6 separate regions of the Homo sapiens genome follow, and all the other regions are linked to region 2. A link is a loop called in an ENCODE intact Hi-C map of the cell type or tissue named here. Cell type or tissue: PC-9. All regions are shown on one strand. Region 1 has its middle 45 kb from the start of CYP2J2. Region 2 holds the start of LOC107985379 (a long non-coding RNA gene). Region 3 overlaps LOC101926964 (a long non-coding RNA gene). Region 4 overlaps NFIA (nuclear factor I A). Region 5 overlaps PATJ (PATJ crumbs cell polarity complex component). Region 6 has its middle 120 kb from the start of NFIA-AS2.

What was found. Peaks named below come from ENCODE experiments on the same cell type or tissue, not always from the same donor. Only the 100,000 strongest peaks of a DNase experiment are listed, where the experiment ranks them.
Region 1: it touches region 2 in a loop (4-fold over the local background); 16 of 110 quality-filtered maps call a loop at or near these places.
Region 3: a loop joins it to region 2, with 14 times the contacts of the local background. A loop is called at or near these places in 48 of 110 quality-filtered maps.
Region 4: it touches region 2 in a loop (14-fold over the local background); 8 of 110 quality-filtered maps call a loop at or near these places.
Region 5: it touches region 2 in a loop (12-fold over the local background); 18 of 110 quality-filtered maps call a loop at or near these places.
Region 6: a loop joins it to region 2, with 4 times the contacts of the local background. A loop is called at or near these places in 12 of 110 quality-filtered maps.

Annotation. Positions count from the first base shown.
Region 1 is chr1:59,969,089-59,974,088 of GRCh38, forward strand. It overlaps a transcript of CYP2J2 not described here. Among named protein-coding and RNA genes, the nearest start is that of CYP2J2, 45 kb to the left of the region's middle. In PC-9, a CTCF peak has its summit at 2,476 (motif pointing right); a DNase peak (open chromatin) is centred at 2,503; H3K27me3 peaks cover 408 bases.
Region 2 is chr1:60,279,066-60,284,065 of GRCh38, forward strand. LOC107985379 (a long non-coding RNA gene) reads left to right here and starts at 1,398. Exons shown (of 4, transcript XR_001738093.1): 1 at 1,398-1,553; 2 at 2,755-2,920. In PC-9, CTCF peaks have their summits at 2,490 and 2,690; a DNase peak (open chromatin) is centred at 2,456.
Region 3 is chr1:60,763,170-60,768,169 of GRCh38, forward strand. The region is part of intron 1 of LOC101926964 (a long non-coding RNA gene); the gene reads right to left. Among named protein-coding and RNA genes, the nearest start is that of LINC01748, 140 kb to the left of the region's middle. In PC-9, CTCF peaks have their summits at 2,215 (motif pointing left) and 2,416; no DNase peak of the experiment used is centred here.
Region 4 is chr1:61,450,995-61,455,994 of GRCh38, forward strand. It overlaps NFIA (nuclear factor I A), which reads left to right. Exons shown (of 11, transcript NM_001134673.4): 11 at 4,309-5,000. The coding sequence ends at 4,326. Among named protein-coding and RNA genes, the nearest start is that of NFIA-AS1, 200 kb to the left of the region's middle. RefSeq lists an enhancer at 1,129-3,524. In PC-9, CTCF peaks have their summits at 2,559 (motif pointing left) and 2,768; a DNase peak (open chromatin) is centred at 2,527; H3K27ac peaks cover 819 bases.
Region 5 is chr1:61,849,608-61,854,607 of GRCh38, forward strand. All of the region lies in intron 17 of PATJ (PATJ crumbs cell polarity complex component), which reads left to right. It also overlaps the pseudogene RNU6-1177P. Among named protein-coding and RNA genes, the nearest start is that of MIR12132, 6.0 kb to the left of the region's middle. In PC-9, CTCF peaks have their summits at 2,731 (motif pointing left) and 2,932; no DNase peak of the experiment used is centred here.
Region 6 is chr1:60,846,789-60,851,788 of GRCh38, forward strand. No RefSeq gene overlaps it. Among named protein-coding and RNA genes, the nearest start is that of NFIA-AS2, 120 kb to the right of the region's middle. RefSeq lists an enhancer at 2,345-3,175. In PC-9, a CTCF peak has its summit at 2,021 (motif pointing right); no DNase peak of the experiment used is centred here.

The sequences.
Region 1 (5,000 bases), 310 kb before region 2:
CAGACCTTCGCGGTGTTACAGCTCATAAAGGCAGTGTGGACCCAAAGAGTTAGCAGCAGGAAGATTTATTGCAAACAGAGAAAGAACAAAACTTCCACAGTATGAAAGGGGATCCGAGCGGGTTGCCACTGCTGGCCTGGGCAGCCTGCTTTTATTCTCTTATCTGGCCCCCACCCACATCCTGCTAATTGGTAGAGCGGAGTGGTCTGTTTTGACAGGGCGCTGATTGGTGCGTTTACAATCCCTGAGCTAGACACAAAGGTTCTCCACCTCCCCACCAGATTAGCTAGATACAGAGTGTGGACACAAAGGTTCTCCAAGGCCCTACCAGAGTAGCTAGATACAGAGTGTGGATTGGTGCATTCACAAACCCTGAGCTAGACACAGGGTGCTGATTGGTGTGTTTACAAACCTTGAGCTAGATACAGAGTGCGGATTGGTGTATTTACAATCCCTGAGCTAGACATAAAGGTTCTTCACCTCCCCACCAGACTCAGGAGCCCAGCTGGCTTCACCCAGTGGATCCGCACCGGGGCTGCAGGTGGAGCTGCCTGCCAGTTCCGTGCCGTGCGCCCAGCACTCCTCAGCCCTTGGGTGGTCGATGGGACTGGGCGCCGTGGAGCAGGGGGCGGCGCTTATCGGGGAGGCTCGGGCCGCACAGGAGCCCACGGAACAGGGGGAGGCTCAGGCATGGCGGGCTGCAGGTCCCGAGCCGTGCCTCGCAGGAAGGCAGCTAAGACCCGGTGAGAAATCGAGCACAACGCCGGTGGGCTGGCACTGCTGGGGGACCCAGTACACCCTCCGCAGCCGCTGGCCCGGGTGCTAAGCCCCTCACTGCCCGGGGCGGGCAGGGCCGGCCGGCTGCTCCAAGTGCGGGGCCCACCAAGCCCACGCCCACCCGGAACTCCAGCTGGCCCGCAAGCGCCGCGCGCAGGCCCGGTTCCGGCTCGCGCCTCTCTCTCCACACCTCCCTGCAAGCTGAGGGAGTTGGCTCTGGCCTTGGCCAGCCCAGAAAGGGGATCCCACAGTGCAGTGGTGGGCTGAAGGGCTCCTCAAGTGCCGCCAAAGTGGGAGCCCAGGCAGAGGAGGCGCCAAGAGTGAACGAGGGCTGTGAGGACTGCCAGCACGCTGTCACCTCTCAATGATACGCTTATGAAATTTTGAAACCATTGAAGAATTTTAATCTGGGAAAGCTGTTATTATATAACCCTGCATATGAGGGATAAGACAGTGTAATTTCTGAGTCTGATTCCTGCATGTAAACTCCTTTGATTGTAAAGATACTAAATGAAGGCAATAAAAAAAAAACCTCCATGTTTTTCTTCATTTTTGGCTTGTTGAAGACCGCCCTGTTACCATGAAGGAAGAAAACCATGGCGTCAATGCTACATCAGATATTTGATGATAGTTCTAGTTCTATGTTTTCCTAGCACTTTGGGAGGCCGAGGCGAGTGATCACTTGAAGTCAGGAGTTCAAGACCAGCCTGGCCAACATGGCGAAACCCCGTCTCTACTAAAAAATACAAAAATTAGCTGGGCCTGGTGGCAGGCACCTGTAATCCCAGCTACTTGGGAGGCTGAGGCAGGAGAATCATTTGAACCTGGGAGGTGGAGGTTGCACTCCAGCCTGGGAGACAGAGCAAGTCTCTGTCTAAAACAAACAAACAAACAAACAAACAAAAACAAAACAAAACAAAAAACAGTGCAGTAGACCTGTGGCCCAGTCTGGCAGCAGTCTGCTAGATGGCTGAAATTGATTTGGTGACCATCTGATGTTAGAGCTCATTGAATATTCACTGAATATTACAACTGAATGGAGGACCTCTGACACTACCTTGCCCAGGAGGTGAAACGACTTGCCCAATGACCCCCAGAAAGTTATTGGTAGAGAAAGAAGCCACTCATTTGCATAAGGCAGGAGGATGGGGCCAGTGGTGGGTATTTCAGTAACCCCGAGCGCCAACTCAAGTTGCTATCTAACCTCATGTTGTTCCCAGTAATCCCCCACTACTGCCTCGGGTGTTCTCTTCCTGCTCATCATACCCCTTCCTGCCATCCCCCCCAAGAGCCTATGGGGCAGCTGTGCCAAACGGGATCACTCTACTTTTGATGCTTGGGCCCCGATATGTTCAAATATGCCTTCTCCTTATATTCTTAGCATAGCTGAAGGAACGCTGGTGGGGAGGTGGATAATGAGGTTTAATTAAAAGCATGGGAGGTGAGGACACCCTTGCCTCTTTCCTGACTGACTTTAGAAATAGCAGTCCTCTGGGAAGTCACCCATCTCACACTAACCTGGCGAGACTGACATTCAATCCAGACACAAACTAACGGCAGCTACGGGGGTGGATTGGGCGGGCATTTTTAATAATTATGATTTTCACGCAGATAATCAGCCACTTTCTCTCTTCCTCCCTCTTCCCACGCTGATCCTGAGCTCCTTGACCGCAGATTTCCTTCGCCTTCCACTAGAGGGCGCTGGAGCCCATGTTACCGCGCTCTCGGCTGGGAGGCGGCGTCCAGGGACAGAAGGAAAAACGATGGGGTGTGTGCCGGATGAAGGCACCAGCCCTGACAGCTCCAGGCCCAGGTCCTCCGTGTGCGCCCCGAAATGCAGTGACTCCTAGGGCTGGAAGGAAAGACATAAAGCCCACCTGGGCATCATCTCTGAGAGAGACACTGGCCAGCGTGGAGGGTGCCCTGCGGGGAGTGGCTGTGTGAGAACCAGGCTGCATGAGCCCTGCTCAGGGACTCAGGACCCTTTTCCTGGGGAAAAGAGGATTCGAGGGCTATGGGAGCCCGCCCTGCTTTTCTGAAGGGCTTTGGTTTGGAAGAGGAAACAGGCTTATTTTATTATATGTGGCTCTAGCAGCAGAACTAGACTTATATATAATATTTATATATATATTCGATTCGATAATTTGAATAAAGATCTCAGCATTGTGCCTAGCATTTTTTTGAGAGCTCAATTTAAAAAATATCATACTAGCTAACCTTGAACTCTGCTTCTGTGAAAGGTGCTGTGCCATCTCCCATTCATTATCTCTAAGCCCCCGAACAGTCCTGAGGTAAGTGTTCCTCCTCTTATTTCACAAATGAGGCAAGTAGGGTTGAGAGAGGGTGAGAGTTTTGCCCAAGGTCTTAAGGCTGTGCAGTTGCGCGGCTGAAATCCTAAGCCAGGTCTGTTTGCCTTCAGAGCTGCACCTCTGCCAGGACACCATGCTGCCTGCCTGTGTCAATGCGGGGTCTTCACCCAGAGGCCCCCTGGGTCTGGTGAGCTGTTGGCGGGTTTATCTATCACACACAATGACGCAGGGGCACATATGTTGTTCTGGCAAAGGCACGGCACATTTTCCAATGTCGGTGGAAGCAGTGGATGAATAATACAGGGAAAGGGATCAACAGAAGGGGCAAGAGGAGGCCAGAGCGGCATCAATTCCCCTGCCCCCAACAGGGGCAGCAGAAGGTGCAGCTGGCGGGGGCCCTGGAGTGGAGCTGCCAGCCCAATCATCTTGCCGCTGGATTTTGCACAGCTTTCCTTCTCCATTCTTTCTCGTTTTTGACACTTGTGATTATTACCAATCCTGGTGGCGCTGACGCACGGGAGTGCAATGGTTACCATGGCATGCTTAATAGCGAGAGCAGATGTTTGGCAGGCTAACTCCATGCATTCTAAATACACAAGGCGAAAGTCGGTGGAGGGCGTAATTGATTTGCTGACTGCAGTGGGAAGCCAGCCCATGCTTGCACTGGGCCAGGGCGCCTTACCACATACTCTCTTTAACATGGCACACAGTCTCATCATGAGCTGACCCCGTGTAGGCCCCTGGCCTCACATGTTATCAGTTCCCACCTGCTCTCTCCTCTTCCACTGTGCTTAACACCTGCAGCCCTCACAAACAAGGGATGTATGGTCTGACTCCAGTCTGAGCCTTCCCACAAGCTGTTCCCTCTACTTAGTACCCCGTGTCCTTCATTGTGTGGACAACACCCACATGTCCCTCAGTTCTCGGCTTGGACATCACTCTGTAACATGTCTCTGTTAACTCTGAGTTAGAAGGACCACTCTGTGCCTAACCTTTCATAGAACTTACTGCTGTGCTGTAATTGCTTGTTTAGTTGTTTATCTTCCCAACAGAGTGCAAGTTTCTTGAGTTCAGGAACCATGATATTTACAAGGATAATCTTGACTTTAATTTACATGGAAAATTACATAAAATCAGACTTCCATTCTTTACCCTTAGTGTCACATTTCTTGCAAAACACTTCATAGCTGGTCTTCCCTCCAAACAGGATTATTATGATCTGTATACAAAGTACACTTTTCTACCCCTGAGCCTCTGTTTGTGGCATTGCCCCATCTAGAAACCTGCTCTTCTTCCCTCATTCAGGTCTACCTTTTCAAATCCGGTTCATCTATCAAGATACCTGTCAACTGCCAAATAATCGTATTTGATATACCCTTCCCCAAGCATATGAGGTCACTTCTCAACCATAAACTGCCTCCTTAACACCCCCACTCCCACTGCACACTTGCCCCCACAGCATGCTATTTGCATCTCTTTCAGGACCCCTGACTTTGCAAGATGCAGCCACTTCCTGGTTATGTGTAACTTTGTCCAAGTTAAATGACCCCTCTCAGCTTCAGTTCTTCCTTTAGTGAAATGGGGATAATCACACCTCCTCCATGGGGTGACTATGTGGATTAACTGAGCTACTGAAGAAAAAACATGTAGCTCAGTGCATGGAACACAGTAAGAACCTATTAAATAGTTGCTATGATTAAGTCACTATTTATATATTTGCCCAGTGTTGCCCATGAGATGTCCCTCCTTGGGTTGGATGCCATAATACCTCTATATCCAGCAGCATGACCCAAGTGCCTGGCTCCTATTGTATCCAACTGAGCAGGTGGAGGAAACTTACTTCACCCTGTTGTGCTCATTTCCTTGTCTGTAAATTGGGGATACTAGATAACTGGGAGCATTAAGTATTGAAGT
Region 2 (5,000 bases):
TGGATTAAGAAAATGTGGCACATATACACCATGGAATACTATGCAGCCATAAAAAACGATGAGTTCATGTCCTTTGTAGGGACATGGATGAAATTGGAAACCATCATTCTCAGTAAACTATCGCAAGAACAAAAAACCAAACACCGCATATTCTCACTCATAGGTGGGAATTGAACAATGAGATCACATGGACACAGGAAGGGGAATATCACACTCTGGGGACTGTGGTGGGGTCGGGGGAGGGGGGAGGGATAGCATTGGGAGATATACCTAATGCTAGATGACACGTTAGTGGGTGCAGCGCACCAGCGTGGCACATGTATACATATGTAACTAACCTGCACAATGTGCACATGTACCCTAAAACTTAGAGTATAATAAAAAAAAAAAATTTTAAAAAAAAAAAAAAGAATTTTTTACTTAGACAACCAGGCTGTCTGCAAATAGAGTTTTGCTTCTTTCTCTTCAATCTGAATGGGTTTCATTTCTTGTCCGACCTTCTTGCATTGGCTAATACCTTCATAGGACATTGAAGTGGTGAGATTGGACAGCCTTACACTTGAGCTTAAGAAAAAAGGCTTCAGTTTTTCCCCACCAATTGTGATGTTAGCAGAAGGTTTTTCAAGATGCCCTTAATCAGGTTGAAGTTGAGGAAAATCCCATTGATTATTAGTATGCCAGGAATTGTTAATAAGCTCCTTGAAGACACTTTGTCTCTTTCTCTTCATAATAATTGCACCAAGCAATCTCTTGCACATAGTAGGCATTCAATAAATAATTATGAATTATATTGAGAGGAAATTGATGAAATTTCATCAATTCTTTTGAAGAATCTAAAAGGGAAATATATTTTTGAAAAAACAAAGTCTGGACACATGACTCAACACATAGTCATTTTTTGCCTCATGATGAAAAGAATGCTTTATTTCTGTAATTTTTATTTGGTGCAGAGCTAGATATACAAGATTTGTGTGTGTATGTGTGTGTGTGTGAGAGAGAGAGAGAGATTGTCTTGTAAATGTAATTGCACTAAATGAATTGCATAAAGACTATTGCATTCTAGAAATGCAAAATAATATCAACAGACTGAATGAAACAATGGTATCAAAGACCACAATATATAACTTACCTATTTATAATCCAGTCCATCATATAATAATAACCTACATATAACCATCCGTATTTAATCTGGTCCTTTTAGAATTTTGAAATGCTCTCTAGAATTGCCTTTTTTTCTACTTCAATGAGAAATATGTGTGATTTGTTCAGCTGCTGTCTCTCTGCCATCCCCACCCCCAGCACTGTGCAACACAGCCCCTTCTCTCAGCTGGCAAGCACAGGCCCCAGATGCCAAGCTGTGGAAGATATTTATCTGCTGCATCTGGTTCCTTAGCAGATTCGACAGGCCTCTGTGCTGGCAGCTTCAGAAATGCCTTTGGGCTTGTCACATGTTGAAAACTCCCAACTGGCTGTCTGAATTGGCAACCATGCTTTGGCTCACTGGAGAGAAGAGAGAAATGGTGCTTTTTGTCCATCTACTGATAACCTCTCATGTAAGTGATCGTTGGCTTCTGATCTGAAAAAGTACGTTCCCAAAGGGCAGTGCAGACTTTGGGGCTTAATTTCATCCTCCTGATACAAACTCACAAGTAGTATATGACTGAGTTTTGTTTCCTTGGCCAGAGAGGAAATCCCTAGCAATTTGGACCTCAGCATGTCTATCCTGAAATTAAATTCAGAAAGCGTCAGCATTTTAGAATTGGCATTTTAAAATTAAGAGTCAGCTAATCCATCCCCTTTATTTATCTGATGAAGAAACTCAGGCTCTGAAAGGCGAAGGGATTTGGCCAGGGTACACAGCAAGCAGGACAAAGGACGAGATTCACCCTGGGTGAATACTGGGAGTGGGGAAATACGAAAGCAAAAAGGAGCAGGTATTTCTGTTTGGAGAAGCTGTGGAGAAGGAACCCTTTGGAGACTGCATGGCAGGCTGTAGCAGAGCAGCGAGCCTGCAGACAGGGACACTTATGCCCTAAGGCTGATGCTGCCACATCCAAGCTAAGTGACCTTATGTAAGTGACCTAACCTCTAGGCCTGAGTTCCAACACCTGAAAACAAGAAGGAGTTAACCATAGTTCCTAATTTATTTGATTGTTGTGAGGATGAAATTAGATCACGCATAATGTACCTTACAAGGCTATGCTCATTTTTTTCAGTAAATGTTTATTGAGAGCTTACCATGTGGTAGACATTATTCAAAAGACTTGATAAATAATGATTCTCAATCATTTGGGACATGAAATCAGTAAATGAGGGCAGACCTGTAAAACCAGGACAAGAGAGTGAATTTCCGGAGTGGTTTCCTGTCGAGAGGCACGCAGACAGCGAGTGTGTTCTTACACATACACACAATGCATCTACGGCCGCAGCATTTGTTCTAATTCCCTGAGCTGCAGTGAGCTCTGGATTCCAGCAGGGGACATCCATAGCCCAGACAAGGGAAACTGGGGCCAGCTCAGCCTTAGAGGTGATGAATGAAAATGATAAATCACTCAGACATGAGCCTGAGACTGGCCTGTTCTGATACTCATTCCATAAAGACGAAAGTTCTGGAAGGGATGACCCTCACAGGCTTCGTTAGCTCTGAGTTTGTAGAATGTCAATGAATTTCAAGTTCTCTTAATCCTGAATTTGCAAGCTGAGGTCCCGTGGAGTTTTGTCCATGTTAAAGGGACATAATTCCTTTCTCCCCAGGGCAGATCAAAGGAACCAGGTTTTGATGACTTACAGCTCACACAAGGTCATCCTGGGAAAACAGATCCTGAGAAGTACTGCAGAGCTTGTGAAGTACTGCACTGGCTGGTGTCTGGATTCTAGAGTTTATGATCTGCTCCAAAGCCAGAGAGGTGATGACTAGAAGGTAGATATGAATTGGGGACAGTGGTGTGCTGATAAATATTTAACAACCAGCTCCCTGGGGGAAAAATATGTGCATATGTACATGTACATAAGTTTATTATACATTTCACTCATATACAGGACAAGTAGCACACAATTTACATGTTATATATATAAAATATACAATAATCTTTATTATAAATTCCATATAGCTAATTGATTCTCATAGAATACATTAGTTAATTTCTGTTGAACTCTTGTATTCATGGCCAAGCTATTATTGCAATCCAACCATTATTTGACAATATCAGCCTGCAAATAAACGTTTAAATACTGTCTGGTTCAGCAAAAATGTCTCTTACTTCACTGATCAACAAGTGTGATTGTGAAATGAATGGTGCTTGATATTTTCATTTATGTTAACTGGGAGCAAAAAAGTGAATGGACAAAGGCATATATTAAAACTTCACTTGTTTGTTAATGGTATTAGCCGAATCTTTGTTAAATTCACTAATAGTGTTAAATCCACTAATACTGAAAAATATTTCCTGTTATTTATGTTGTTTATGACTCAATAGTCACAGACAGAATACAGCATTATTAACCTATCAAGTCTAGCGAAATCATCAAAACAATACATCAAGCCCTGACTTACAGCATTTGCCAATTTTCATGGTATAAATATTTCCACCATGGTTGATTTCAAAATCAAGGTAATGTCATTGAACACGAAATTGAAAAGAGATTCATAGTAGTATATCATTACATAACGTTTCTACCATATGCTTAAAATAGACATAACCTCAAAAACTTAATAAAATATAGTAAATTAATTATGAAGTTATGGATTTTAAAATGTTTTCATTGTTACATATTTGTATATACTTATGGGGTACATGTGTAGAAAGTGATGGATTTTATTTACTTTCTTATTCACAAAACCTAGAGAATAATCAATCTTATTTTAAAAATATCTACCTTACATAGTGTTTAAAACACAGTAACATTTGTTGCATAATAATTATAATTATAAAGGAGGGGAAAAAAACAAGAGCCAGGTGAGCATCTAAAAAACAACTTTATCTAAAATGTTAAAAAAATTATGGAGAAATTATCATATACAAGTCACTGTCCTAAAACCTTTATATGAATTAAATTATATAATCATCACATTGATTATAAGGGGCATATATTATTTCCCCCAGATGAGAGTCTCTATCTAACAGATTAGAATATAAGTCTCAGCGGAGTAAAGTGACTTGCTCAAGTACATCCAGCTAGCAAACAGTAAGGCCAGGATAAGAAAACAATCTGACTTTAAGGATTGTGCAACAAACAAGATATCAGCAGTTAACAAAATGTTGGTCTGGAAAAATAAAATAAAATAGCAATTGGTCTGGGAGGAAGCCTGAACTTGAAAGTGACATCTACCCTTGGTTCTGCTGTATGAATTTGAACAAATCATATCACTTATCTGAACTTGCTACATAAATAAAGCTGGATTTTTGTGAGTCTATGAAATGTACCCTATTCCATTTTAAAGCTGTGATGCTAGGGGCAGAATGGATTGCTAAAGAAGATGGTGTGATCTGGCTGCTAGTAACATCACAAATAACAACAGCTCATATGATGGAATGATATTTGGAATTAACCACTGTGTCCAATTCTTATTTACCATATCTCCCTTGGTAGGGTAAATAAGAATTACCATTCTTCCTGTATTCCTCATCCCAAAGCAAGTTTTTAGATCAGAAGCAGAGTACCATATGAGAAATTTTTTGTTGTTCAATTTAAAGATCTATGGTCAAGGTGTTAGGAGCAAGAGATCTGTTCCTTCCCTTGACTATCTGAAGGTTCCACAGTAAAGCTGATAATCAGGCAGGCATAGAGTCTACAAAGGGAGAATGCTGACTCATTGGGAGCAAATGTCCTGCAGCTGCTGGTGCCAGGGAGCAGCACAAGGCCATGGAAGGCCTTTCTGGGATAGCAGATTTTCTGTTTGAGAAAGCACGGTACATCGCTTGGAAAATTAGGTGATCCTTCTCACTGTAGCCTGATAAGGATGACCTGCTGACTATATCTAGATCATTGCCCATTGCCCA
Region 3 (5,000 bases), 480 kb after region 2:
TTGCTTCTCCTTAAAGAGGCAGCAATGCTAGATACTTGCTTTCCTGGTTTCATTTGCATCTAAGGCACAGGACTGAATCAAGATCTTAGGGACACAAGGAAACATGTCTCTCCTTGCGTTGCCTCTCTGCTCTCTTCTCCCTTCCCCTCTCTTACCCTCCCCTTCCGTCTCCTCCCTTCTCCTCTCCTATCCTCCCTTTCTCCCCACCTCAATGTCTGAGGTTGCAATGTCAGACCCTGACACAGTCAAGCAATGCTGGGGGATCAGGGAGCACTTTGCTCATCAGATCATTCCTCTCCAGCCCTCACCTCACACCTGCTCTGCAGCTTTCCAACCGTTCTGTGAGCTGCCCGATACCATCTAATAAATTTCTTCTCTCCTTTATCAGCCTGAGCCAGTCTCTGCTGCTTACAGACCAAAGCCATAAGAGGCCCAGGACACAAATGGGAAGACTGGGAGATAGGCATGCTTATTCTTCCTTAGAAGCTCTCCTGAAATCCAAGCTGAAAACTGGCTCCAACGGGGCTGCAAAAAAAAAAAAAAAAAAAAGCACTGAAAAGTTTCCAGTAGCGTCACCAGGGAAGAGTCCCAGGTTTTCTCTTTCAATACACAGCTTTAAAAAATGAAAAGATTTCCTATCCTCAAGCCTCTGTATTTATATTTTGGAAACTGTCAGCAAAGACAGAGGTTTCTTCCTGACCAGAACTTTGGTCAATCTAAGAGTCAGATGTTCTGAGGAGCCATTTTTCATGTGGGGAACTCCTTAAAGAGAAATCCAGGTGGCTGTCAGCCTAATAGCCAAGTTGTTGACAAAGCACAAGAGTTTCTGATATTTCCTGGACACCAATCCATATTGCTTTAACAGAATTTTGTTGCATTGAAGCTGATATTCCCCCCAAAATCATTAATCCAGTCTCAGCTACTTCTGTTGGTTGGAATTGACTTGGCAGCTGTACTTAGAGAGGTTCAGAGAAAGGAAAATATTCTCCTGTGTTAATTAAACAATGTTGACTAGAAATAAAGACCTAGTTAGGGAATCAGGAGTTAGGAAACGGGAGTTCTTTTCCTAGAGTTGCCAGTTTCCATTTTGTGACTTTGATGTTCCCTCTCTATGAAATGGGGAAAATATGCTTTATGAGATTCTCGTGGAGATATAACCATATATATATATTCTCGTGAGGACTGAATAATATCCACCCATAAAGTTTCACTGCTGTTATTGTTATTTCTTTCTCAACATTCTTAATATAAAGTCAGAAGCAAGGATGGCCAGAGATGCTGGGAAAGGCATATATACGGACGGCAAAGAAGAGAAGCTGCTATGATGAGAAGAAAGAGACTTGGAGTCAGAAGGTTGTGCTTCCCACCAGCTGTGTGATTGTGGACAATCTATTTCAGCTTCCTGAAACTCCACTTTCTTTGCTATAGCATAGAGATTAAATTGTGAGGATTAAATGCAATAACTATAAAAGTCTTGAGTACAATGCTTAGTTCATAGTACATGCTCAATGTTAATTTCCTTCCATTGTTCCCTGCTTATCAAAGAAGAGAGAGGCTTACGTACAGAGAAGTAAACCAAGAGTTGGCAAATACAGCCAGCAAGCTAAATGCGCCCACCATCTGTTCGTATAAGCAAAGTTTTTTTGTTTTTTGTTTTGTTTTGTTTTGTTTTGTTTTTGAGATGGAGTCTTGCTCTGTCACCCAGGCTGGAGTGCAGTGGCACAATCTCAGCTCACTGCTGCAACCTCCGCCTCCCGGGTTCAAGTGATTCTCCTACCTCAGCCTCCCGAGTAGCTGGGACTACAGGCGCCCACTACCATACCCAGTTAATTTTTGTATTTTAATAGAGACAGGGTTTCACCATATCGGCTAGGCTGGTCTCGAACTCCTGACCCTGTGATCCGCCCGCCTCAGCTTCCTAAAGTGCTGGGATTACAGGTATGAGCCACTGCACCTGGTCAGCAAAGTTTTATTGAACACAGACGTGCTCATTTGTTTACTATTTTCTATGACCACTTTAGTTGTTACAGAGATCACATAGTCTGCAAAGCCTAAAATATTTACTACCGGGTTTTTTATAGAAAAAGTTTTCCGACCCCTGACCTAAGCTACTCAAGTCCAATCTACACACTTAAAGCTTTCAAAACATAAAATTAAGACAATTTAATAATTTGCCTAAGGTCACAAGGGTACTTGGCAAGTGAATGGCAAGCTAATGAATGCCCCCTACTGGGCAGTAGAGGCGATGTTATGCGACATGGTTAACAGCTCAGACTAAACATCGTTCAAATCCAGGCTCTGCCACTTACTAGCTATGCAACCTTAGAGGAGTTGCAAACTTACCTCACACTGTGACTGTAGTGTTAATAATTTGTCATAATGACTCTTGAAAAATGACATCCTTTATTGTACAATGTCTTCTTTTTATCACTATAATAAATTTTTTTTTACCTAAAAACGTATAAATAAACAAGATATAAGAAGTGAAATTTTGACATTGGTGTCACAGGCAAAGACATAACCCTTATTTACTCAACACAACAGTTTATCTCGGAGATTACCAGATGAAACAAATCTGAATTGCACACCACTTGTGGATGAGCTCAGTACAGCTTGCTTTTTGTACAAATGTCAAGAAATTATTCAGTCTGTAGCTAGAGCTGTGGGGTTCAGAGCAGTGTATATCATATATATACCCCTCTCTTTCCAGATTTTCTTTTATTAGTTTTGATACATTTCAGAGAGAAACATCTCTGCCTTCAGATCCCCAGGGCCCTTCTTTCACAAAGCCCTGCTAAAAAGAAATAATCTGACCTTAGTGTTAACATATCACCATGAAGCAAAATCATTCATTGAATATTAACAATAACTCAGTTTTTCTGTGGAATAGTTGTAGAGGCTTTCTGAGTTTTAAGCCTTTTTAATCATTGTATACAATTTCAAGAGGATTTTACTTTTTTCTTGTAGAAAAAAAGACCACAAAAATGAGAAAAATAGAGGCTATTTATTCAAGGCTTACTATAGCAAAGGAATCAGCCATCGTCACTTCCATTTGGCAGAGACTCAAAGTCAGGCAGAAGAAGCAAGGAAAGCTTTATAGTTAAAAAAAAAAAAGAGAGAGAGAGAGAGAAAAGGGGGAGTGTTCAGGTATGCTCTAATTAGAAGTTGTTGGCATGGGGAAGCTGGAGACAGGCTATAAAAATGGGATATATTATGTGATTTTTTTTTTTAGGGAGTGATATGGTTTGGCTGTGTCCCCACCCAAATCTCATCTTGAATTGTAGCTCTCATAATTCTCATGTGTTGTGGGAGGGACCCAGTGGGAGGTAACTGAATCATGGGGGCAGGTCTTTTCTGTGCTGTTCTCATGATAGTGAATAAGTCTCACGAGATCTGATGGTTTTATAAAGAGGAGTTCCCCTACAGAAGTTCTTTCTTGCCTGCTGCCATGTAAGATGTGCCTTTCACCTTTCTCCTTCCACCATGATTGTGAGGCCTCCCCAGCCACGTGGAACTGTGAGTCCATTAAACCTCTTTTTTTTTAATATAAATTACCCAGTCTTAGGTATGTCTTTATCAGCAGCATGAAAACAGACTAATACAGGGAGCATATTTGGTTTTCTCTGGTTGGTCCGGAATTAGAAGTGAAAGCCACAAATAGGAAAGCTGGCAGTCATTGACGAAGTTCTGACTGTTTGGGGTCAATTGATGTGAAGGTCATGATTTGCTTTCCAGGATCAATAGCCAGAAAGGTTGTTGGTCAATGTTCTACTGCCATATATGATCTGGTCACTGTCTAGACAACGTCCCTCAGTCCCCCCTTTCAGTCATTCTCTCACTTGCAACAGGTTGGTCAATTCAAGGAAGACCAGAAATGCAGATCTTCACTGATGGAAGGTTGTCTGCTTGTCTCCATAGTCAACCGTATCACAAGATCTTCTTGATCTTTTTACTGCTGTATCATCATGACAATCATTTGATGAGAGAGCTGCTACACAAAAGCATTTAAGACTCTGGATAGAATATAATGAACAAGCTTACAACAACTTTGACCAAAACAAAGACAAGTAATAGTCCCACTAAGACAGCTAGACCCAGGAACCCCAATTGCCTAACTCAGGTAAACAGAATGAATCCCAGAGCCCAAGAGGATGAATCTTAGAACATCAAGTCACTTTTTCTTTAAGGTGAAGTGTAGCCTACTTGACTATGCCTGCTTCACAGATCTAAGTAAATAAGAATTATTAACAATGATACAAACACCACATTGACTAGCCAACAAGAAATTTAGAGTAATGACATTGTCCATCATTACTCCTGCCAACAAGTTGACATTGATCTGTACTCTATCTAAGGCAGAAGGAGTACATTAATTAATAACTTCTGCTGAGTTAATTCTAAGTTTCTTTCAATATTTTCTACTTGTTTGAGTCTCACCACTGGGATCATTCCTTTCATTGTTCCCATAAACAATGAGTAAGTAATTCCCCCAAATGGAGGACTTACGATGGAGCTATCAACTAAGTTAGAATTTCCAGCCTTGGTGATCTATAGAATTAGAATCTCTGTATACTGACAGGTCTTAGAATATTATTTCTAAAGTGCAGAAGAAAAGATGACCGGGAAGTCCTAGAAGTATATGATAGTGGCACATGGACACTTAGGAAAAAATTTAGTTGTTTATGGCATGAGGTCAGAATCAATGCTTTATTTTAGCTGTGTCACACATTTTTATCTTTACTAGTCTCTTCCAAGTGGCAAGAATTTGGCCAATTACCTTAAGAAAGTTGCTGAATTCAAATTTATATTACCTAAGTTCCAATCAATAGATTGTAACAATGTACTCCTTTTCTGGGGGAAAGAAGGACACTGGCAAAGTTATAGGTTGGTTCATTTTAGTACATTTGTCCTTGTAGGTGCAAATGGAAATGCAATCAGTAGTTCCTCATGGCTTCATTTGGTGAGACTGAAATTGCCCTAAGATATCATGGGGGTCCATT
Region 4 (5,000 bases), 1.2 Mb after region 2:
CCATGGCCCGCATCAGCTGTGTCTTCAGCAGCCCCATGACCACATTTTGGAAGACGGCCCCTGTGTTCTGATTGCTCTCTGTGAGGCGTACGAAATGGAAGAGATTGGCACCGTCAGAGGTACCTTCTGCCATTTCAGGCTTCCTGTTTAGGATGCAGTCGGATAGATATTGTTTATGGTTCATAAAACCTGACTACTGTGAGTATTCCAGAATCCCAGCGGAATGGGATTCGAACTTTCATGGAGCTGTAAATTAACGGGCGGCAAGTGTGATAAAACTCCTTAGAGAACTGTGAGGGGAAAAAGTCGTGCTGCAATGGTTAAATGAAATTTTATAAGCACATTCAGTGTGGAGCTGTTTTGCATTACATGAGTTGAATACCTTAGAGACGCCACATCTGCAGGCACTTTATTAAATCCTTAGTCAGCACTTTTCCAACCTGATGAGATTACTTCTTCATTTGACTGGAGAAAAGGAAAGCTGAGCTCTTGTCCTGGACTGCAGATTTCTTTTGATGTTTCACCTTGAACATTGAAAGAGGACAGTCACCCCACTTCCCTCCCCACTCCCGCTCAGCACATCCCAAACTCTAGACATTGTGAATGTTACCGACTAATTTTACGTAACTGGAGCCTTGGTGGGAGTGTGGATTTGTGGACCTCCACAACAACTATAGCTGAAAGTTTCTGAGGAAAAAATAGATCAAAGCTCTGTGTTTACTTAATGTAAATGTATCAAGATAACATCATCCTATATTGCATTGTAATAATGCCACTCACTGCACATAGGGAGGGAGATTCCTTTGTAGTCCATTTGGATACAGTAGGGTAGATTAAGGGGCTATAAAGTACGAAGGCAGAAAGCATATGAAACCTAAGCTTATGTCACTAAATGTCTGAGGATAGTTTTTGTTTAATGTGTTACCATTTTCCCAGTGATTTGCTGCTCAACCCCAACGATCGAATAAGCTCAGATTTCTTTTATGTTTTTCCTATATGACCCAAGAAGAAAATATGCAGAATCATTCTTCAATTAATGTTCTAAAACTTGTACTGCTTGCATAATAGAAATTATAAGAAAATATCACAAGAGAAAAGTAGGCTTTTACAAACATTATATTGTCCATCTGGTGTTACTAGCAGCTCATGGAAGTTTCTAGGAATTGACTGGCTTACACATGTGTGACTGTCACACTCATCCCAATGGGATTATGAGTGTCTTTACAAACTGATTAGGAGAAAATTCAGGGAGATGTATGAATTATTATTATTATTATTATTATTATTAGAACTATCTGCCATCTCTGCAAATAAATGATTTAATCAGAGACTTCAAAAAAGAAAAATTCCCTGTGTGGTTCCCCTAACCAACTTCCTGTTCTGGAAAACCTTGGTCAAGTAGCTGGGTTAATTGTCATGAAGATTAGTGTGATGTTGAAATAAGTACTAATGGTCAAATTATAGGAGTGAACAAGTTTAAGAATAGGTTTTGGTTTGGGCCTGAAAGGGTTAATTAAGGTTTTTTCACGGGTTATTAAAGACCCCCAACCTCTGCCTTCAGGAGTCATATTGACACCCCACCACAGGGCAGCTCAGCCCCTCTGTTGACATGTTGCTGGTCAGAGCACAATAGCCTTCTGTGTCTGCAAATCATTGCTAAAATCATCTCAAGGAAAAAAAAGTTTGAAAGCTTTAACGTTAGACAAAAGCCCAAGAGTTGCAGCGTGCAGCCCAAAAACCTGGAGTCAGCAACTTCTATTGATTAAAAACTAACCTTTAAAGTAACTCTGAGAGTGTGTGGTTAGCATTTAAATTTAAACATGTCATGAGTTGATTTGTGTTACTGAATACCAACTCAGAAGGAGTAACATTCACATCGCATTTTTTTTTTCTAATTCCCTTAAGCAGCTAAAGTATTTCATGAAATGTCAATAGGGCAAAAAGAAAAAGAGGTGGGGGGCTGATGCTGGGCCTTGTAGTTTTCTTTCCCATGCAAATATCCACCCCCCAAAAGAAAAGTGTGCAGAGTGAAACACAATAATTAGTCCTTTGTCTAACTTTCCCAAGTGCCAGAGAAAGACAGATTAATTAAATATACAACAATGTTGGTTTTTGGAGTGGGGGTCTTGCTTGCTGTGTAGGTCATAAATTAGGCAGAATAAATACTTCAATGTGTTTGCAGTGGGCCTGCTACGTCAGAACCACTGGAAGGTTGGTGGGAGGAGAGCAGAGGGTTTCTTGCTAATGATAGTCACGTCTGGGTCTGTCTGGTTGCTCTTAGCAACCAGACATGATGTAACACCAGGATGAACTTGAACTTGGGGGACTTGAAAAGAGAACAATAGACCAGAGCAATCAATAAAGCCTATTTCAGTGAAGGATTACAGAGCTGCTCTGGGGTAACCTTGTCGGCAAGGCACATACTGAATAGTAAGATGTGTGAAGAAACTTTTTTTTTTTTTTTTTTTTTTTTGCTTTGCTTTTTAAGAGAAGTGCAGAGGCACTGCAGATTTTTGTAGTGCCCTGAGGTCTCGTCCAGAAACTGTGGTGTGGAGAACTGCTCCCCCTGCTGACTCACTGGGTGCCAGGCCTTTGCTTCAAGAACTACCTTAGTGTCAGATTGAAGAAGTCTGGAATTTCACAACCGACTTAGAAAGTGTGAAAACAGAAATAGTAAGCATTATTCCCCGCACCCAAAGTTTGAACCTGTTTTGTAGAAGGGAGGAAGCGGCTCTAACGTGGATGAGAGTCAGCTGTTAGGTAGAGGCCTACTAGAAACACAGTTTGGGGTTTGCTTTCTCTCTCCTTTCTCTCCCCCTCTTCTTTCTTTTGTCCAGCTAGATTTAGGCCATGTGTATTTGCCAGGCTGATTTCCTTTCAGGACACAAGAGGCTTTATTGTGTTCCTCAAAGCATGTGGTCAAAGAATAACATCTGAAAGTCTACAGGATGCGTAGTTTTTCGGTCTGGGCTTAAGTTTTTTAAACTCCTCTGGAAATCAAAGGTGGCTTGTGTGACTAGGAAATCTTATACCAAACTCCATGTAGCTATCACTTAGCCATTCATCCCTGGGGACCAAATGAGTCCTTACATTACCTAATGGAATCTCTTCCACAGGGATGATCCTTCACCTGCCTGAAGCAACCCAATTAGAACCCTTTCTGATACCGTCAACTTAAAGAATTCAGAAGCATTGGTTTTTGTTAGGCCTTGGTAATTTTTCTGTAAATAATGATAAATGTAGTGAATTTGTCAAGGTATCTCTAGAGAAAAGTCGGCAAAAGCCACATACTTTTTTATTTCACTGGAGAAACTAACTCTGATGTTAGTCCATAATTGCTCATTCTGTCTAGCTAACAGAAAAAGAAATGCCAGCAGATAAAGTGATATATGACCAGACAATTGCTCAAAGCTAACCACCTAAGGATTTACGAAAGGAAAAGGTAACCAGTAACTGGGCCTGGCAGGCACACAGAAGGCTCTAAATAAATGCTGCATGGACGCAAGCATGAATGAAGGGTACGCAGTGGCCTCATTTTTCCTTTGGACAATGTGGTACTTAATAGAGTAAAATCTTGATCCTACTTAGTTATTATGTTTCATGTTTGAAAATACCATTTTAGATATATTGGGCTGAAAGGAGCATCTTCCCTCATAAAATCCTACATATGTAAGGAAGGAAAAATACTGTGACTTGCTCAAAATCACCCAGGAAGACTGGGTCCAGCACTTTTTCCACCTTACCTCCACTTATTCTTGTGTCGCTATTGACCATCTGGGCCTGTTAGGAGAGTGTCACAATCATGGCTTCAGTGCCTGCACCTCATTTGAAAGGAGATGTTGAAAATCATCAGAGTAGCCATTCATTGCCACATGAAACCCCTCCCTTTACCCATTCTCCATTCATTCAACTCTTCTTCATTAAGAACGTTCTGTATTCCAGGCACTGGGCTAGGCACTGAGGATTGAATGATAAACAAGATGGTCAAGTTTCCTGCCCTCCTATAACTGCCCCCATCAGTTAACAAAACCCTTATTTGTATTTCAAGTGAACAGAAATACCTCATTCTGTAAGATATACTCAGAATGTTGGAAAACCCCAATGAAGACAATGAATTATAATTTCAGAAGAATAAGATCAGTTTCAGTGTCACAGGATTTTTTATTGTCTGTCGTGCCTTTACTTTTCCCAGCGAATCCCTCCCGCATCCCTAACGTAGATCCTGATTTCGTGGTTGAAAAGGCAACTTCTAAAACACACGTTTTTACAAATTGTGATTTTAATTGTATTTTTCCTTTTGTCTTCCAGTCCTGGTACCTGGGATAAAAGTTGCAGCGTCCCACCATCCACCAGACAGACCACCTGACCCCTTCTCAACTCTGTAACATGGACGCAACCTCAACCCAGCGCAGTTACAACTTCACTATCAGCGGAAGGGGAGAAAAACCGATTCAAATCAACTTGTACATGGAAACAGCAAGCATTATGGTCAAACAGCAAAGGCCATAACCTTTTGGGATTTTTTTTTTTTTAAAATACTTTAGGGACTGTTGTAATTTCTCATATGGTGCTGGAAATGGTTGGGCTTTGTAACATTTGAAGTGTTTCCATGGTAGCGTGAGCATTAGGTGACGTGGCTAGCGGAGGACTACCCTTGCTCACTGACTTCCTGTTGTAACACACTTTCCTTACGGAGCCTGGCTGTTTCACAGTATTTCATGAATTTACCCACACAGGTGTGATCCTCCTTGAGCATTGAGGAGGCACATGGAGAACTAAATCTTTTGTAGTAGCTGAGATCTGCAATATATAACGGGACAGTCAAAGGGCAATGTTTTTCTGTAACATATTGGAAAAAGAAAATGCAGTTATATTCCTTTTTTATTTGTTCCTTTAGTTTGTTTTGGTTCAGCAGTCAGCAGTTAAGTATATAACATGGCCCGCAAGGACAATGAATCCACTCACATTGCAGAACAATTCCGAAAATGGCAAACTACTAC
Region 5 (5,000 bases), 1.6 Mb after region 2:
GACTCTATGAGTTAACCATATTTCCTCTCATGAGTTTAGTTGACCAACTTTATATGTAATACACTCAGTTGACAGTAAGAGTCAAAATTATCAAAGGAAATAAACTATGATCCATCTCTTTGCCATCCTGCTGTGTGGTCTTTAAATTCCTATCCTGTTATTTGATGTCTTTAAAAGTTTGAGTGTTACATACAGAATAAATTTTTTAAAAACAAACAAACCCAAAAGATATTCTTCATTTTGAATGTAGTTAAGTCTTTGTTACACCTTGTGTTTCTTTATTGGGGTAATACTGCTAAGCATATAAATGTTAAATATTAGAACAATTCTTGGTATATATCTCCTGTTCTTATTTCCTAAATGCCTCTTATTGATGCATTTGCCAGTTTATTACCTATGACACTTTTCTTGTTGATTCCTTCTGTCTCCTCTTTATGTCACATTCTCTACTTCGTGTCTTTTCACTGAGTTTGCCATGGTAGCTTGGATTTGTCATCTAGGTTTTAGAGCAATTTCACAGCTAGAGCTCTCCACATCTTCGAGTTGATGTCTCTGTCTGTGACAGAGCCTGTTTCCGCTGAACCACCTCTCCGCTCTAGGTGATGCTCTTGCACTCTCCCTTAGCTTATGTGAAATCTGGTCTCTTTGATCTTTGGGAATGTACACAAATATTCATATAATACATTTTATAGACACATCAGAAACTTTGAATCCCATCCATTTGGGCATAATGATTATCACATGTTTGAATCTGTTCATGTAACAGTCTTCTTACGCCCACCAAATGAATGGATTCTTGAGAAAGTAACTGTACATTGAAATTTGGCAAACAAATGCATGTTTTACCTGTACATGCAGGCATGCTGCACATTCTGTACCCTCTAACTTTTCATCTGCTAGGTACTGAAACATGAACCTCTGGTGGCCAAGTGCAATATTTAGGGGATTCAGTTTTATACACTTTGGTAAGATGATAAAAATATCTTCTAACATATTTGTCTTCTTTCAACATTTCATTCATTTAGCAAATACTTAAGTTAGAGAAGCAGCATTGCTTAGTGTGGCTAAAAGCACAAACTCTGGGAATTGACTGGCTGGCTTAATTTCTGGCTCTGCCATTTACCAGCCATGTGCTTTGGTTAAGTTATTTAATTTTTCTCAATTTCCTCACCAGGAAAGTGGGGATAATGTTGGTACATACCTACCTCATGATGGTGTGAGAATTAAATGGGTTCAAATAAATAAGATTCTGAGAACAGTGCCTGGTATGGCAAGAGCTTAGTAAGTGTTACCAGCTGTTGTTGTTATTCCTATATGATGGGATGTGGCTTTTGCTTTTGGTGTACTTGCCGTCCAGTGGGAAGACGCAAACTAAATAGATAGTCATTCAACATTTTAACTACTCTTCAGTGCCTTCTCCATGACAAGCATTGTAGTAGGCCCTGAAAATCAAGCAAAAACTAAGCAAACACATTCTTGGTCTCATAAAGCTTACTTTTAGTAGGAAGTAATTTAAAGGAAATAATTTACAATAATTTCAGTAAAATGTAAAAAGTATTTTAATGAAGAAAATGCAACAAGCTGTGGATACATCTAACAGGAAGACCAAACTAATTCTAGAAGGTCAAATAGTAAAGGAAATATATTATGATAAATGCTGTAATTGAAGGTCTTTTTTGGTTTAGGGATATCACAGAGTAGGAAGTGCTTGGGTCTTCAGGGAGTAAGGGAATGCTTCTCATTGGAGGAGACACTTGAGCTGACTCTGGGGCAAACTCTAGACAAGTGGCAGTGGGTCAGGGAGGGCGTTCGTGGCTGAGGGGATGGTTTGCATTAAGCCACGCAGCATGACAAGGCCTTTCACAATACCTGGGATAAAGTGTTGGGCAAACGGGAGCAGGCAGTGATATGTATGGGGAAAGTGAGAGACGAGACAGAACTGCAGTTCTGAAGGATTTTCCTTCCACGAAGAATAAAGGAGTTAGGACTTTATCTTGAAGGCAGTAGGTATCCCTGAAGTACTGTAAGCAGAGGAGGAATTATGATCACCTTTTTATTTTTAAAGATGGTTCTATTATCTCTCTAGAAAATTGACTCATGGGGGCAAGATTAGAGACAGGTAGACTTATCAGGAAACTGTAGCAGCTGCTCAGAAGTAACGAGAAGCTGAACCAAGGCTGTGGCAGTGGAAATGGAAAGGAAGAATCAGAAGAGATAAAAGGCTGAGATAAAAAGAACTGACATGCCTTAGTGAGCAACTCAATGGAGGGGTGAGGGGGAGAAGGGAATGCTTGAGTATATGCTGATGCCACTCAGAGGATATAGGGAGGCCAAGGCGGGAGGATCACTTGAGGCCAGGAGTTCGAGACCAGCCTAGCCAATATGGCAAAACCCCATCTCTACTAAAAATAGAAAAATTAGCTGGGAGTGACGGCACACACCTGTAACATCAGCTACTCAGGTGGCTGAGGCATGAGAATCCAGCCTGGGTGACAGAGAGGGATTCTGTCTTAAAAAAAAAAAAAAAAAAAAAAGAGGTGTAGGGTACAACTTTCAGAAATAAATGGGCTGAACCAAACATATGGTACACTGTTACAGTGTGTATAATAATATAAGCCTTTTGAATAAAGAGGAAAAAAATTCCTTCAGAAGAGAATGGCTCCCATAGTACATGTTTCTCATGTTCTATGATTGGTCTCTGGTGCCCTCTATTGGCTATTTAGTCTAAAGCGGCATCTTGATTCTTAAACACAATGTTCCTTGCAGTGTTATTTACCAAAAGAAGAAATATTAGAGATTTTACAATTATGATGAAAGGTGATAAAAACTGATGGGGATTTTGTTTTTAGTAGGAAGACAGTTAAAATAATTTCAGCAAGGTGCCATCAGGGGTGTGCACATTGGCAGCACATGTACTAAAATTGGAATGATACAGAGATCAGCACGACCCTTGTGCAAGAATAACATGCACATTTGTGAAGCGCTTCATATATTTATCTATGTAAATATGCCTGGGGGCCTGGGGGTTGGGTAAGGGTTTTGAGAAGTGTCTCTATAACATTTGTTTGCTATAACATGCACATAATATCATAGATTGTATTTTCAGAAAATGGACCTTTCTGATGAGAAGCAGCCTGAGTCAGGCTGGTGTTTGAGCATTTTTATGCAGCAAAGCCTCAAGAATAGCAGCCACCTCAGTAGGCAGTAGCAGCTGCTGTTTTTCCATAGGGTGGCTGCTGCATGTGATGTAAAGGAAATGAAAGGAAATGACTGTTACTCATTAAAGCGATTTCATTCAGCTACGTGGGAAATCACAGGCAGAAAAGTCATCATAAAAAATGAAGCAGTGATTATACATAATGGGGCATCTTCAGAGGTAGCTAGTTTGTCCCCTCCCTGCCCCCCAAATGACAAAGAAGCTGCCTTTGGGTTCTGTCGTCCAGGAAAAGGGGTGGTAGATTGGATTTAGTGTTTAGCATAACTAGTGGTCTAAACCTGAATACATTTTAGTAAGAAAGCATTCCTGTCACTAGTTTGAGGTCTAAAGAAGGCCTCACTTTGTGTAAATTAGTGCTCACAATGACTTTTCTGGCAATAAGGAAAATATATTCACCTTTCAAGGGTAGAAGTCTATTTCCATTTCCTTCTGGTGAATCGTCCTTTAGAATGTTCCTAAATTATCAATTCAGTGGGTTGCATTTTGAAAACCTCCTCACCTATTTGGGTTAAAAATAATATTTTTAAATTTTGGTGTTATCTGAAACTGCAGAGATTGTTCACAAACAACTTGGTGCAACCATTTATTTGCTTTTGGTATATTTTGCTGTTGCAGTTTTCTCTAAGGAAGTGTAGAAATTATTAATATGAAGTAATGTTAGCTGCTGGGCAGTTCATGAGAGGAATAAGCTATTATGTAGTCTCCCTTCTCCCCCCAATAAAAAAGCCTTTCATCAAAAACTGACATCCTAAATGAAGGAAATAATTGTACAGCTTATTTATTAGTGTGTCAAACTTAAAATGTAATGGTTTCATATTTCAGGATGAAAAGTGTGTTGTGATTCATGGTTGCCAGTGACAAAATAGACAGCTCTTTTATATTACCACGTCGATTGCCTGCTGATATGCCACTGTACTTTTTGGTTCTCTTCTGTTCTCTTCCTATGCAATAGCTCCCTCTACTTGAAAATACTGGTGTAATTATAGTTTAACACTACTTTATTAGTGAGTTCCCTGGGCTCTTTTTTACTTTTAATCCTCTTCATAAATATGTGGTGTTATATTACATCAGAGCCTGTAAGAAAATTTTGAAGAGTCTCTTGACTCGGGGGTAGAAAGGCAGGGTTAGTTGCAAAAAGCAAGATAAGTTACATTTGAAGGCATTCTTCAAGGAATTAGCTGTGTAGCCTTTGTTGATTTAAATATGGTATATTTGGTTAAAATTCCATGCAGTACTTTGAAAATGAACCCTGATGTTTGAAACACAGAGGCATAGAAAACTGGATCAGAAAACTTCAAAAGAATCATCAGCCACTTCAAACAGACATAGCCGGGAACTTGGCAAGTTCTTACTTTGCTAATTCCAAAGTTTTGTAATTCCCACAGAAAACCTAGCAGTTTTTCTCTACTTTCTCTGGAAGGTTTTAAGAGAGGCTAGAGTAGTAGAATCTCAGGTTACAATATGTTGCCTTGTGGAACAGCATGTGCATAATGAAACAATGGGAGAAGCATAGAGAAACCAACGTGAATGCTGCTGTGATTGGGATGTCATTTTTTCTCTCCCTTGCTAAGTTAGAAGTTCAGTAATAGTGCCATACACCTCCACCATTAAGACAAATTAAGAGACTCTGCTCAATCATAAGATGGCCATATGAATATTTCTTTCTTCTCAATTTACAACTCTTTGTTTCCCGTTTCTTCTGACCATTAATGATGCAGAGCAAGCTGCAGAGTGAGGTGGTCAAGAGTAAGGACTTAAGAGCCAGGCTGCCTGGTTGGATTCT
Region 6 (5,000 bases), 570 kb after region 2:
AGGAATACATAATTTATAAATTGCTATACACTAATTCCACAAAATTTTCTTTCCTTCATTTTGGCAAAAAAAAATTTATGCTATTATAATCAAGATTGTCATATAATTTTTGTTCCTTTAGTAGTAACACCAAATTACACAATTATTCCTGAGTCACTGTAGTTCTTAGGTAAGTTTATACTAATTTCAGTTTAGAGAAAACTCACTCTTCAGAGGCAGGAGAAACTGGCATTATCAATAAAATTATTAAAATAATTAGATTATTATCTTAGATTTAGAAAGATCTTTAAATTTTAGGTAGAATATGCAAACATTATAGTGGGATTACATATGATAAATTATCACTATCATAGAAAGCTTTACAAACTATTATAATTTCATTGTATAAATTATCACTTGTCTCATGATTTTCACCATTTTAAAAACAGTAACCAGATTTAATAGAAAGGTGAAGAATCAGTATCAGACATCGTACATGTTACTTCTTCCTATATATAAATTTCAGGGTAATATAAATTTTAACTATTACAAAGTTAATAGTTCTTCATCTGCCACCTGTAACTCCTATAAATACCATACCAACTGATGTATCTCCAGAACCAGAAGACAGAGAAGCAAGAGAAAGTACCCTATATGTCACTGGGAAGTGATTCTTTATTGAGCAGGAATATCCATATTAAAGCTTTTTGAAAAGAAAGATTGGACAAATTGACTAATTCGCCTCTTCTTTTACCTAAATGCTTCAGTTGTTCAAATATTTCCCACATTCTAAAATAGGGACTAGCTTCAACATTGGCAATGACACAAACCACAAACCTTTAAAGCATGTTTCAGGGACGTATATTAAGAGATATTTAAAAAAAAAAAAAAGTTTTTCTTTGAGGTCCAGAAGATGTTACTTGTAAGAACAAATGTTTACGGTTGCATATGTCAGCCCTCAACAACAGATCCTGAGTGACAGAGGTGCCCATGTGCTCTTAAATAAATCTGTCTTTTTGTATTTGTGGTATGTATTATCTTTCAATACAAGGTCTAGAGCAGGGATTCCTATGGCTTAGGTCTAAAGATGTTATTAAATCTATTCATGGGACCTTGGGGCATACTTGCTGGGCAACGCTGAGAGAGAGGATACATTAGGGGGAGAACTGCGTAAATAAAAAGGAGGCCATAGGTAGGATAATAAGGTGTGTGTGTGTCTTTGCACATATGAGTGTGGAGTGAGCAAGTTTTAATTTCTCATTATTTAAGAGATATAGAAGAATGACATCATCAAGATGGGGGAATAGGAAACCCCAGACCCCATTCCCCAACAGAAACATTAACTAAACAACAATACACAGACAAAAAGTTTTTATGAGAACCTAGAAATCAGTTAGGAAGTCACAATACCCCCAGGCAATCTCAAAGCCAAGAGCAGCTGCATTGAAATGGATAAGAAATTTATTTCATTAACTATGTCAGCCCCTCCCCCAAGCCAGCACATCTCTGGGAGGAAAAGCCCAACATACAGCTTCTTTTGTGACAGGTAGAGAAAAGAATGAAATGTATGTTCAAAGTTTCAGCTTTTGAGGGGCTGCCCAAGGAACTGGTTTCTGTCTCACCTGACTCGGAAGATTCATGGGAACTGACATACATTGGATGCCTGGGAGCCACAGAGAGCAAAAGAGAGTCAGCGGCTTGTGGCAGTGCCAGAGAACTTGTAATATCACAGATAGAAATTAGCAGGGCTTGTTGTAATCAAGAGTAAGCACCTAGCTGTGGCTTTTTCCCTGGGAAAAAACAGGAGGGTGGTATGTGTGTCTAGCATTCTGCCTTTTCAGGGGGCTTCCTGAGGGACGAGTTTTTGCCTCATCTGATTCAGAGTCCTAATGGGAAACCAACATACCTTGTTTGCTTAGGGCCAGAGGGACCAAAAAAAAAAAAAACCTAAAAACTCAGTTGCTTGTGGTTGCACCAGAAAACTTATAATACTACAGATAGACACCAGAGGGAGCAAGAGATTACAAGCTCTGAAAAAAACAACTTGCAAACCTCTCTAATTGGGAGAAACCAGAGAAAACACATCTCCAGAAAAGATGTGAGAGGCCCTCACAACCTCTAGCTGAAATAACTGGTGAAGTTATTTCCCTGTATGAAGTCAGTGAGTAAAGACTAGGAGAGATGGCTGTTTTTCAAATGCATGAATACCAATATAGTTACAAGACACATAAAGAAATATGGAAACATATCTCAATCAAAGGAACAAAATAAATCTCTAGTAACCAACCCTAAAGAAATAGAGTTATATGAAGTACCTGACAAAGAATTCAAAATAACCATCACAAAGATGTTAGAAAAATGGTAAATGAACAAAATGAGAATATCAACAAAGAGAAAAAATTTTAAATAAACAACAGCAATTTTGGAGCTTAAAAACACAAGAGCTGAATTGAAAATTTCACTAGAGGGGTTCAAAAATAAAAGTGATGAAGCAGAAAAAAAGAATCAACAAACTCGAAAACAGATCATTTCAGATTACCTAGTCAGAAGAACAAAAGGAAAAAGAAATGAAAATGAATGATGAAAGTCTAAGGGACTTATGGAACCCCATCAAGCAGACTAATTACACATTATGGCTATTCCAGAAGGAAATGAGGGAAAGAGAGAGAGAGAGATTGAGAATGGCATAAAGATTATTTGAAGACACAATGGCTGAAATTTTCCCAAATTTGGGGAAGGAAATGGACATACAGATAAAAGAAGCCTAAAGGATCCCAATTAAGATAAACTTGTAAAAGTCTACATTACAATCAAATTGCCAAAAGTCAAAGACAAAGAGAGAATTTTGAAAGTGGGAAGAGGAAAGCTACTCACCATATGAAAAGGATTCTACATAAGAATATCAATGGGTTTCTCAGCAGAAGCCTTGCAGGCCAGCAGGAAATAAGAGAATATATTCAAAGTGCTAAAAGTAAAAAAAAAAAAAAAAAGAATATGGCAAAACTGACATTCAAAAATGAAGCAGAAACACTGAATTTCCCAGATAAAAGCTGAAGGAGTTCCTCACCATTAGACTTCCAGGCAATGCTATAGAGTGTCCTTCAAGTTGAAAGAAAAGGATGCTAAAGAGCAACACAAAAACATGTGAAAGTATAAAGCTTGCTGGTAAAGGTAAATCTATAAACGAATACAGAATATTGTAATGGTGGTCCATAAATCACTTTTAATTATAGTATAAGAGTTAACACAAAGCGTGAAGGAGAAAGAAGTTAAAGAGTAAAGTTGTATGTGATTGCAGTTAAGTTGTTATCAGCTTAAAGTAGGTTGTTATAACTATAAGTGTTTTGTGTAAGCATCATGTTAACTACAAAGAAAATACACATAGAAGATACATAAAGGAAATTAAGAAATGATTCAAAACATGTCACTACCAAAATGACAACACAAAGAGAGAAAGAAAAAGAACAAAAAGCTACAAGACAGAAAACAATTAATAAAATGTCAATCTTAAGTCCTTCTCTATAAGTAATTGCTTTAAATGTAAATGGATTAAATTCCCGATCATAAGACATCAAGTGGCTGAATGGATTTTTAAAAATCAAGATCTCACTATATGCTGCCTATGGGAAACTCACTTTAGATTTAAAGACATATGCAGGCTGAAAGAAAAGGATAGAAGAAATATATTCCATGAAAATGGTAACCAAAATATAGCAGAGGTAGCTATATTTATAACAGAAAAAATAAGCTTTAAGTCAAAAACTGACACAGTAGACAAAAGAGGACATCATATAATTATAAAAAGGGGCCAATTCACCAGAAAGATAAATCAACTATAAATGTATATGCACCCAACATCAGAGCACCCAAAAACATGAAGCAAATATTAATAGAACTGAAGGAGAAACAGACAGCAATGCAATCATAGTAGAAGATTTGAATACCTCACTTTCAATTATGGCTAGAACATCCAGACCGAAAATCAATAAGAAAAGAGTAAACTTGAACAACCCTATAAATCAGATAGATCCAATAGACAGATAAAGAACATTCCACCCAATAGCAGCAGAATTCACATGCTTCTCAAGTTCACATGGACATTCTCCAGTATAGATCACATATTAGGCTACCAAACAAGTATTAACACATTTGAAAAGACTGAAATCATACCAATTTCCAACCACAATGGAATGAAAACTAGAGATCAATAACAGAAGGAAAACTGGGAAATTCACAAGTACATGAAGTTAATCATATACTTCTGGACAACCAAGGGACCAAAGAAGCAATTAAAAGGAAAACTAGAACATATCTTAAGACAAATAAAAACAAAACCACAACACACCAAAACTTATGCAAATAAGCAAAAGTCATACTAAGAAGAAAGTTTGTGGTGATAAATGCCTACATTAAAAAAGAAGAAAGATCTCAAATAAATAACCTAACTTTATATCTTAAGGAACTATAAGAACTATAAGGAACAATAAAAGCAAACTAAAACCAAAGATAGCAGAAATGAAGGAAAAAACAAAGATTATAACAGAAATAACAGAAATAGAGAATAGTAAACAACAGAAAGAAATCAATGAAACTGAGAGTTGGCTTTTTAAGAGATCAACAAAAATGACAAACCTTTAGCTATACTAAGAAAAAAAGAGGGAGACCTAAATAAAATCAAAAATGAAAGAGGAAATATTACAATTGATGCTACATCAATAACAATAATTGTAAGATATAACTAACAAAAATTATATGCCAACAAATTATATGCCTGGAAGAAATGGATATTCCTGAAACATTTAACCTACCAAGTTTGAATGCTGAAGAAATAAAAAGAACAAACCTAAACTAGTAAGAACAAACCTATAACTAGTAAGAAAATTGGATCGGTAATTAAAAACCTCAAAGTGGATGGGGTTAGGAAAAAATGGGGAGTTGCTGATCAATGGTCATAGAGTTTCAGTCATGCAAGATGAAAAAGTTCTAGAGATCTGCTGTACAACAATGTGTATATAGTTCAC